Linked DNA regions of Mus musculus: region 1 is linked to region 2. A link is a loop called in an ENCODE intact Hi-C map of the cell type or tissue named here. Cell type or tissue: left cerebral cortex. All regions are shown on one strand.

Region 1 (5,000 bases), 180 kb after region 2:
CCAGCTTGGTTTTGAGGTAGAACTATTCCCAGTTTCTGAGAAACTGCCAAATTGATTTTCAAAGTGGTTGCATGAGTTTATTTGCCCACCAGTACTGGAGGAATGTCCCCTTGCTCCACATTCTTGCCGGCATGAGCTGTCACTTGAGTTTTTGATCTTAGCCAGTCTGGTGGCTGTAAGATGAAATCTCAGAGTCTTTGATTTGAATTACCCCGATGACTAAGGATATTGAACATTTCTTTAAGTGCATCTCAGCCATTCCTTTGCTGAGAATTCTCTGTTTAACAATGTACCCCAATTTTTAATTGGATTATTTCATTTGTTGATGTCTATTTTCTTGAGTTCTTGGTATATTTTGGGTATCAGCCCTCTGTCAAATGTAGGGTTAGCAAAGAGCTTCCCCATTCTGCAAACTGCCATTTTGTCCCTTTGAAAGTGCTCTTTGCCCTTTAGAAGCCTTTTGGTTTCATGAGGTCCCATTAATTAACTGTTGATCTAAGCCTGAATTGCTCAACACAGTTTTGAAGCCCTATGCGCCCACTGCCGTTCAAACCTCCACATCTATTCTTGATACACATTGTATCTGTGCTTGTCTGCTTCCCAAGAACAAAGACTTGATTTACCTCAAATAAAACCAGGTGTGATGGCTGATGCCCGTGTTTCTCACACTCAGTAGGCAGAGGTGGAGGCATGACCATAGGTCAGCCTAGGCTTCAGAGTGAGACTCGAGACAAGTCTTGTAGAATCCAAAGCTGCAGCAATGAAGCTCAGCAGGAAGAAAGCTGGCATTGTGACTGTGCTCTCCATACAAGGTCTCATCCCTACACAACAAACTACAGGCAATTGAAGGAAACTGGGAGCAGGAGAGGTGGTCTTCTCCGGGGAAGCACACACTAACTGGTTACCCAGTGCAAAGCAATCAGCCCTGAAAACATACATACAGTTAACATACAGAGTGCACATTATATTTAGCAACATATATGTATATACATGCAATAACAATCAGTGAAAAAAGAGGTCATAAATTTGATGGAGAGTTAGAAGCAGTATATGGGAGGGATTAGAGGGCGAAAAAGGAAGAGAGACATATAATTAAATTATAATCTCAAAAATATAAATATAAAAATCTAAACCTGACTTTTTAATGATATGCTTAATCTTTTTCTTTAATCTGTATTTTTAGGATTTTGTGCCCCATTCTTTACTATTGGGAGGGAGAGTAAACCCAGCCCTCCCTGTGGCCAAGGCGTAATGAGTAAATGTAAACTCACATTCGAGTTCCATTGCTGTGAGACTTAGAATCATAGCAAGCCTCTCTTCTCAGGTTCCAGGGGTTGTTCCGACATAAAGCTAAGCATGGGGACCAGTGCCTTGGCCCTGGACTGGGGCAAGGTATCAAACTCCTCAGTGCTTTCCTGATGCTAGAAGAGAGCTTAACTACCTGCTACCAAAGCGAAGAGTGACTTCACGCCTTCAGACACCGGCTAGTCTGAAGTCTGGGGTGTGACTTTTAAAAGTTCCAGTTAACCTTTTTCCTCTTTCAAAATGCTTCATTTCCCTTCTCCTCTCTTTCTCGTTCTTTCTCTGCTCTCAGATTCTCAGTGCTAAATTTACAGTGGGTTGTCATTACCATTTGGGTAAAGATTCTCATTTTGTTCTCTCTCTCTCTGTCTGTCTCTCTCTGCTTCTCTCTGTCTGTCTGTCTCCATTTCTGTCTTTCTCAGCCTCTGTTTACCTCTCTGTCTCTGTCTCTTTTTGTCTCTGTCTCCTGTCTGCCTCTGTCTCTGTCTTTCTGTCTTTCTCTGTCTCTCTCTCTCTCCTACCTGTCTCCTCTCATAGGCTGCTGTAGTAGTGTGTTTCGTATATAGTCTTAAATGTGCATGTGTCTTTCCTATAGCCCTGTGAAACGGCCTGCCCTCTATTTCGTCACAGATCTATGGTGCTCCTTTATCCTCCTCCAGTCTTCCAGCGCTCTGATTTGAAACGCTGTCTCATTGGCTAATCCCATAACAGTGTTGACTGCAAAAATCATCAGCTGTTCTAAATATTGCACAGAATAAGTTTTCCCCTCCTCTGGGCATCTTTCCCAGAGTTGATTTAGTTACGTAAGGGGAACTTTAGTTTTCTGTGCTCATTAACACTAACACTTTTAACTTTAAACAAATATGCCTGGTATTTTGCCTGATGTTGCCCTAAATTTAAACCTTGCTTTGGATAACGCTGGTCACTTTTCAGTGTAGCTAAAAATGTTAAATGATTGTGTTGATAGTGGTTCTTTAAAGACTTCCATTTCTCAGTTGCTACAATCTATGATTACACTGCTTTCCACTGTAAAAGAAACTTTGCCAATGTTGTTTGAGTTAAAGATCTACCAAGGAGCCGAGCATGGTGGCGCACGCCTTTAATCGCAGCACTAGGGAGGCAGAGGCAGGCGAATTTCTGAGTTTGAGGCCAGCCTGGTCTACAGAGTGAGTTCCAGGACAGCCAGGATGACACAGAGAAACCCTGTCTCAAAACAAACAAACAAACAAAAATAAATAAATAATTAAATAAAATAAAATAAATAGATAAATAAAATAAAAAATAAATAAAGATCTACCAAGGAGGTTGCCCTAGATAGTCTCAAATGTCTCGTGTAACTAACAAATACTACCTTGAAAGGAAGACAGGAGGGTCACAAGCAGACAAGGAGATATAAAAATTGTCTCAGAAGAAAGGCAGGATGGTGTGGGTGGCAAACCAAGAAATGTAAGCTGAAACAGGCCCAGAGTTAACTTCTTGCCTAGGGCTTCCAGAAGGCAGGCAGCCCTGTTGCCTTCAGCTGAATGTTACCACACTCTAACATTCTGCCTCTGAAATTTGCTGATGTTGGTATAATAGATTTTCTTTATTATTTGACTAAATAGGATTGAATGTTCATTTTTTGTACTGGATTTCTATTTCTAACTCATACATATATATGTATATATCCTATTTCCAATTAGTATATAGAAAAAATAAGCCCAGAAAGAACATAAGTTATTCCAACAGCCAAAATTACCACAATCCTCTTATTTTATTGCTTTTGGTATATTTAGTCTTCTCCTAAAAATAGAGCTCTTCGTATACTGCCTTAGGATGTTGTGGCATCTTTAAAGTTCCAGTAAGTTAGCTTGCACAGTGGGGTCCAGCAAATGCAATCACATTTAGCTTGTGTGATGGAGTCCAGCACATGACGCTAGCTAGGTACAGCAGAACCTCTGCTACTGAAGCAAGTCTAGAGTAAGGTGCCTCCATGCAGGTCTGACCTCTTCCTACACCGCCTGCAAAGGTGCTTCCCCGGGATCCTACAGAGATGGAAACTCAGCATCTGGATGGTCTCAGGAGGTGCTCAGTTTGGGTCTCCTGTGGATTTCTGCCATGCTTGTATAACAGTTCTAACTTGGACTGTATTTGATTTGTTCTTTATTCTGCTTCTGGTGGAATGGGATAAAATGGGGTTCACAACTGGCAAAGTTACTCATTAATAGCAGCCTAAGGACCATATTAGGTAAAACTAGAAATGCACAGGCTATAGGGGACAAAGGCTTGAATACAGCTTGCTTGGGTGATATAGTAAATTAATTGCATGCCTAGTTGTGTTATAATCTGTCAGACTCTTGTTTCAAATGCTAGAGATGTACAGCCCTCTTTCCTTAATAAGCTGCAAATGCCTGTCCATGTGGTTTCTGCTAACAAAAGAGAAAATTCATTGCTGAGCCATTATCACCATCTTGCTTTCATCCACCTATGATGATGTATTACACCAATTTTTCAATTATTAAAGGAATGTTTTTAATCTTTTGTACAAATGAATAGTCATGAAATTCCTGCCCTTTCCACATGTCCTGAAGTCATTGTTACAGTCTGGCAAATACAGACTATTTTCGATTTTCAAGCATTACGTTGTCAAGTAAGGTGGTTTCTATTTAAATCACTGAGGCTGCTGTGTGTGGTGGGTCAAGAGGTGGGGTGAGTGGGTAGGATACTGGCACGATTCCCGTTGAGAAAAAGAGGTCCGTGCTGTGAGAAAGAGCTAAAGAGTGTGCACGAGCTAAGGGGGGTGGGAAGCAGTGGGTAATAGGAAAAAGAGTTTGTTCCTTAGCCAGTAGGATGTGAGCTATTGCATGTCATGCCAGAGTCAGACACAGTAGAAAGGAAGTAGAAATGATGGGCAACTGAAGCAGTGGGGTCTGGATTATCGTGAAGTTAATAGGACAGAGAAAGAACTTCAACCTTATTGCGCTACATCACAGCAAAGCTACTTTCAGAAGAAAAGCATAGTGAGTAAAATCACTTGTTTACAAGCAGCAAGTAAGTAGCTTAGGAGAATATAAAAAATGGAGGCTGCAGGCCCACAGGCTCAGTATGAAGCTGGCACGGGGAACTTCACATAGGTAGCAGCAGTATTAAACGAGCGTCCGTGAACATTTGCGGCCTGGTACCATCTAGCCACCACCTCAGACCCCTTCCACCTGTGTTACTCTCTCAGAATAATGGAGGATCCCACATAGGCCTGCCTTACCTTCCTCACTTGCTCTATAACCCAAGCTTCCCAAAGTGAGAAGAGTGAATGTTTTAGAAAGAAACCTGGTTTCCATTAGAAGAAATGCAGACAGGTGCTAGATAACCAAGAGTGGAGACACATCCATTAAAGAGAGGCTTTAATAAAAAAGCTCTGATATAAAAATCAGACAGTGGTGTCTAATAGAAGGAGCTTGGGGTCATTTCAGTTTGAAAAAGCTATTTACAACTCCAGCCAGGGAATCAGGTAGGCTGACAGCAAGCCCTCACCTCTCCTTCTGCCTCTCCAAATACAATCCCAGAGTCTCATCTTCAGCACTGCAACATAACACCTGTGCATCCCCTCCCCCATCTCCAGTGGCCCCCACAGAGCTTCCCCTCCTACCCTCCTTTCCCCCACTGGTTGCTATGTTCCTCCTCCAACTCCAGCAGGCACTCCCTGGCAGCAGCCAAAGAAG
Region 2 (5,000 bases):
TAATAATAAATAAATCTTTTGGCTTGTCAGGAGGTAACGAGAGCAAGCAAACTTCATTCTCAACAACCACATGATGGCTCACAACCATCAGTAGAGTCACAGTGTACCCATGTACATAAAATTAATAAATAAAAATAAATAAATGTAAAACAATGGTCAATGAAAATCCCCATATGTTGTTAACTATTTTAAATATAACTGTTTCGAACCTCTCAGATAAGAGAGTATTGCCGAAAAAACCAAAACCTCATTTTCATGTCTCCTAAATGCACTGTAAATGGTGTCGCAAATTGATTAAAAGTAAATGGATGAAACAAGACCAAAGTTGTACGGCAACGGAAGCTGCAGAGCCTTGTTACCACCTGCAAGTGCATTTCAGGGGAAATTACTGCCACAGAGATAGGGCTCTTCCTTTCTTCTTTGCTTCCTTCTTTGCTTCTTTCTTTGTTTGTTTCCCTCTGTGTCTCTGTCTCTGTCTGTCTCTCTTTTTTTCAGGAAAAAAGGTGGCAATAAAAGGTTGTTCTAGTGCTAAATGTCCGTGTCCCCGGTATAAGAACTTCAAGATACACAAAGCACAGCACCGCAACCTGCAATGGGAACACAAAGGAATAACTACCTCCTCCCTCCATAGTTGGTAGAACTAAGGTTCACCAAATTACACAGAAGATACACGTTGTCCTGTCAACTCAGTCTAAGGACGTCTATAGAACAACAGGTTTTATTTATTTATTTATTATTATTTTTTTTTTTTTTTTGGTTTTTTGAGACAGGGTTTCTCTGTATAGCCCTGGCTGTCCTGGAACTCACTTTGTAGACCAGGCTGGCCTTGAACTCAGAAATCTGCCTGTCTCTGCCTCCCAAGTGCTGGAATTAAAGGCATGCGCCACCACGCCCAGCAGAACAACAGTTTTAAAAGGCATTTAGGTAAACATGACACATTCATCAAGACAGATTGTATGTTGGGCCATGAAGTAAGTCTCAATAGATTCAAAAAAACATTCAAGTCTTATCACAGTAGAGCTAAGTAACAGAACACAGAACTCTGAGAAATCCACAAGCATTTGGAACCTAAGACATTTTGTTAAAGAGAGCATGGTAGATACAATTGCAGCCTATCTAACTCAGTACCCGGAGGGATTGTGAGGCTGTGGGGGACAAGGAAGCCCTCAGCCTCCGAGGGTGGCATTCTGATCCCAGTCTCTTGTTCCTAACAAGGTTCTGATAGCCTTTTCTATTTTAGCCGTAGAGACTTGTTAAACTCTCTCATAAGACAAGGAAGGATATTCCACTTGACTGCCTACCCAAAACGTTTCTCATCATATTTCTTTCTAATGTTAGGCTTAATGGGTAATGTGTGGCAGAGAATATGACCTTCAAATCGCCAATGCCATTTGAACACATACAGCTGCTTAAAATGTTAGTTGAAGAATTTCTGACTTGGTTGTCAAATATAGAGATGTGGAGAAAGTCACCTCCCTTCTGACATTAACTTTCATACCATTTTTTTTTCTTTTTTTCCTGGCTGTCGCTCTCAGCCTTGTGCTATATGATGGGCTCTAAGCCTTGTGCTATATGGATTATGATGGGATCTTTGCACTATGGATGGTTTTGAGTCTGGTTTATTTTAGTCAGTGTTGGGTTGGTATATTTTTAATCATTGTAGCTTGCCTTTTGTCTACTTTATATAATTTTTCAGTACATGAGCTCACAATTATTTTTGTATTCTGCCACAGATGGTCACTCAGACGCTTTTCATGTTTATATCAATTTAAAATAGCAGCAAGCTGGGCTTTAAACAGTTGCTCAGCTTCAAGGATGCTCTGCATCTCAAAAAAAACGTGAATGGTGATGCCCTGTGTCACAGCGGCAAATGAGAAACAGCCTGGGTTTCCGGGACCTAGCAGAACTTCATTGTTACTTGTGATGTATTCTTTCTCTGTATCTGTATTCTTTCTCTCCACATTTATATCCTAGTTTAAGTGTTTCCAACAATGACTGTGTATGAGGACATAAATGAGCAAGTGATGGGAATTTGGTCTACTCTGTACATTAGAAAGGGAACAACAGCCTGATGGGATACAGATGATGGGTTCTCTCGAGTAACAGAACTTACAGAATGATTTTTTTTTCTCTGTCTCTGTCTTCCCCCTCCCCTGGGAACACACACACAATGATTAAAATGACTTGTGGTTACTTCAGTCCTTCTTAGAAGGAGGAACAAAATACTCATGGGAGGTAAAGGGTGGGAGGAACTTGGGAGGAAGAGAGAGGGGGAGGGGGGAAGAAGGGGATCAGGATCAGGTACAGGAGGAGACAACAGGGATGATATATAGAGGGCCAGGAAATTGAACAGAGGTGTGTAGCAATGGAGGATGGGGAACTGGGGGGTAGCCAACAGAAAGTCCCAGAAGCCCGGAAAGTAAGAGACTCCCAGGACCTAACAGCGCTGAGATTAACTAAAATGTCCAACAAAGGGGAGGGAGAACCTGTAGAGACCATATCCAGAGGTTAGGCAAGGCCCCCAGTTGGGGGATGGGGCCTCCCACTCATCTCCAAATTTTTAACCCAGAATTGCTCTTGTCTAAAGGAAATATAGGGACAAAGTGGAGCAGAGACTGAAGGAAAGGCCATCCACAGACTGCCCCACCTGGGGATCCATCCCATATACAGTCACCAAACCCAGACACTATTGTGGATGCCAAGAAATGCTTGCTAACAGGAGCCTATTATAGCTGTCTCCTGAGAGGCTCTGCCAGAACCTGGCAAATACAGAGGCAGATGCTTGCAGCCAACCAGTGGACTGAGCACGGGGACCACAATGGAGTAGTTAAAGAAAGGACTGAAGGAGCTGAGAGGGTTTGCAGCCCCATAGGAGGAACAACAATATGAACTAAACAGACTCTTCAGAGCTCCCAGGGTCTAAATCACCAACCAACCAAAGAGTACACATGGAGGGACCCATGGCTCCAGCCACATATGTAGCAGAGGATGGCCTTGTCTGGCATCAATGGGAGAGGCCCTTGGTCCTGTGAAGGTTTGATTCCCCAGTATAGGGGAATGCCAGGGTGGTGAGGAAGGAGTGGGTGGGTGGGAGGGGGAGCCCCCTCATAGAAGCAGGGGGAGAAGATAGGGGGTTTGCAGAGGGGAAACCAGGAAAGGGGTAGCATTTGAAATACATACAATATCCAATAAAAAAAAAAAGGAAAAAAATGACATAAGCTGTGGCCCTCCTAGTCCAACAATGGCTGCCCTTTGGTGCACTTTTTTTCCTTGGCTTATTTTATTTGGGTTCTTCTATCTGTACCTCTTTCCCAACTCTATTGCACCCTGATCTTCCAACCCTTCAACACTATAGGAGAGAAAGAAGGTTAGAGGGGGAAGGGGGCATGGAACTCCATAAGAGTATTTCTTGTTGATTAGTCATTGGGTTCCTTGGGGCAAGTCCAATCTTCAGTCTCAGATTATCTCCAACTTCTCATCTCTTTGCTCATGACCACTTGACAAACTATAACAACAGCAACCAGGAGCATCATGGGGAGCAGCAGCCACCTTCATCTTCCCCTTCCTGTCACCCCTATTGGGGCTCTGGCATTTATCCCCTCCACAGAATCCCCAGAGTTACAAACAAACTATCTGCAGCTGGCAAAAAACAAAACAAAACAAAACAAAACAAAACAAAACAAAACAAAACAAAACAAAAAACCCCATGCCCCTGCTAGTGCATGAGGCAAATCATAATCACCTGCTGTGAAGCAGCCTCTTAGCCTCTACCTGGGATTAAAACAAAACCTATTCACATGCCATAACTGGCTTTTAAAAGAAACCAAAATTCTCAATACCTTTCACCCTTTTAGTCCAAAAAATGGCTTTTTCCTCTAACATTAATCAACTATATACAATAAGAACAATTATAAGATCAAGTAAGAATTATATTTGCAATCTCCAGTCCATAGGTATTTGGCGACCTTGGAGAAAGCACTCCACTCTTTATTCTATCCTGATGAATCCAAAGTTTTGTACAGAAATCACCTTATCATAACTTGCATTTACCACCTTAAAACAACTTTTTAGAGCTTCAAACATTTTCTTAGAGCCCAACTAACTGAAGCTTTTATATCTTTAATCTTTAATAAGGAAAAGTGTAAGACTCTAGCTTTCTAGTCTTCAATGCATCAGAGACCTGAGAAGAATAAATATTACCAGAGAAAACAGGAACTGCAGAGCAAGTGGCTTCCACAACTATAGAAATGACAGAGACTGCTGGCTGCCTGGACAGTCACCTAAGGTTCCTCTGTGTTGGTAGGGCACCCATTTTTGGCCTATAGGCCCAGAGTATCTGACAGACTTCTCTGTGAAGCAGGAATTTTGAAGGACTGGCCTACTGTGTCTCTGCAAGTTGGGCAGTCGACTTTCCAGTGTCCTGCTTGTCCACAGTCTGGACAGCATGCTGTCAGCAGTGGAGGTAAGGGCAGAACTTTTTGCCCAGTGGCCATCTTTAGTCCATCTGAAGCAAACTACAGGTGGAGAGTATTTATTACCCAGCATCTGCTTTGAAGTAGATTGGGGGTGGAGCCAGCAGCTTATGTGTCTCTCAGTCAGAAAAGCTTTTTTTTTTTTTTTAATTAAAACATCTTAAATGCCATATTGTATAGCTCTCTGAAGTGTTTGAAGACCACCATCCTACCTCAGTATATCTAAATGGACAAACATTGCTTACTTCTATTTATTTTCTGCTTAACTTTGAAAACATACACAAAAGGTTAAATAAAACTTATTTCTGTGATTAAACTAGTACCTAACAAGATTACAAGTAAGACTATTTGTAGGTGACTCACAACTAGCTTGTACTTCTAGTTCTCCTAAACAGTTGGCAATAGTAGTTTTCTAACACTAGTACTTTACATTGCATTTTTAAAATGAGTTGTGTATTTTTTACAATAACTTTTAAAAGCATATATACTTTATGTTGTACAAAATAACCTTAAATTTCTCTCCATATA

What was found. Hi-C counts contacts between places; a loop is a spot of excess contacts. Peaks named below come from ENCODE experiments on the same cell type or tissue, not always from the same donor. Only the 100,000 strongest peaks of a DNase experiment are listed, where the experiment ranks them.
Region 1: a loop joins it to region 2, with 12 times the contacts of the local background. A loop is called at or near these places in 2 of 42 quality-filtered maps.

The regions. Positions count from the first base shown.
Region 1 is chr3:36,200,155-36,205,154 of GRCm38, reverse strand. The region is part of intron 1 of Qrfpr (pyroglutamylated RFamide peptide receptor); the gene reads left to right. Among named protein-coding and RNA genes, the nearest start is that of Qrfpr, 20 kb to the left of the region's middle. In left cerebral cortex, no CTCF peak of the experiment used is centred here; DNase peaks (open chromatin) are centred at 2,050 and 2,748; H3K27ac peaks cover 602 bases.
Region 2 is chr3:36,378,597-36,383,596 of GRCm38, reverse strand. The region is part of intron 1 of Gm42209 (a long non-coding RNA gene); the gene reads left to right. Among named protein-coding and RNA genes, the nearest start is that of Gm42209, 25 kb to the left of the region's middle. In left cerebral cortex, no CTCF peak of the experiment used is centred here; DNase peaks (open chromatin) are centred at 1,754 and 2,789; H3K27ac peaks cover 1,463 bases.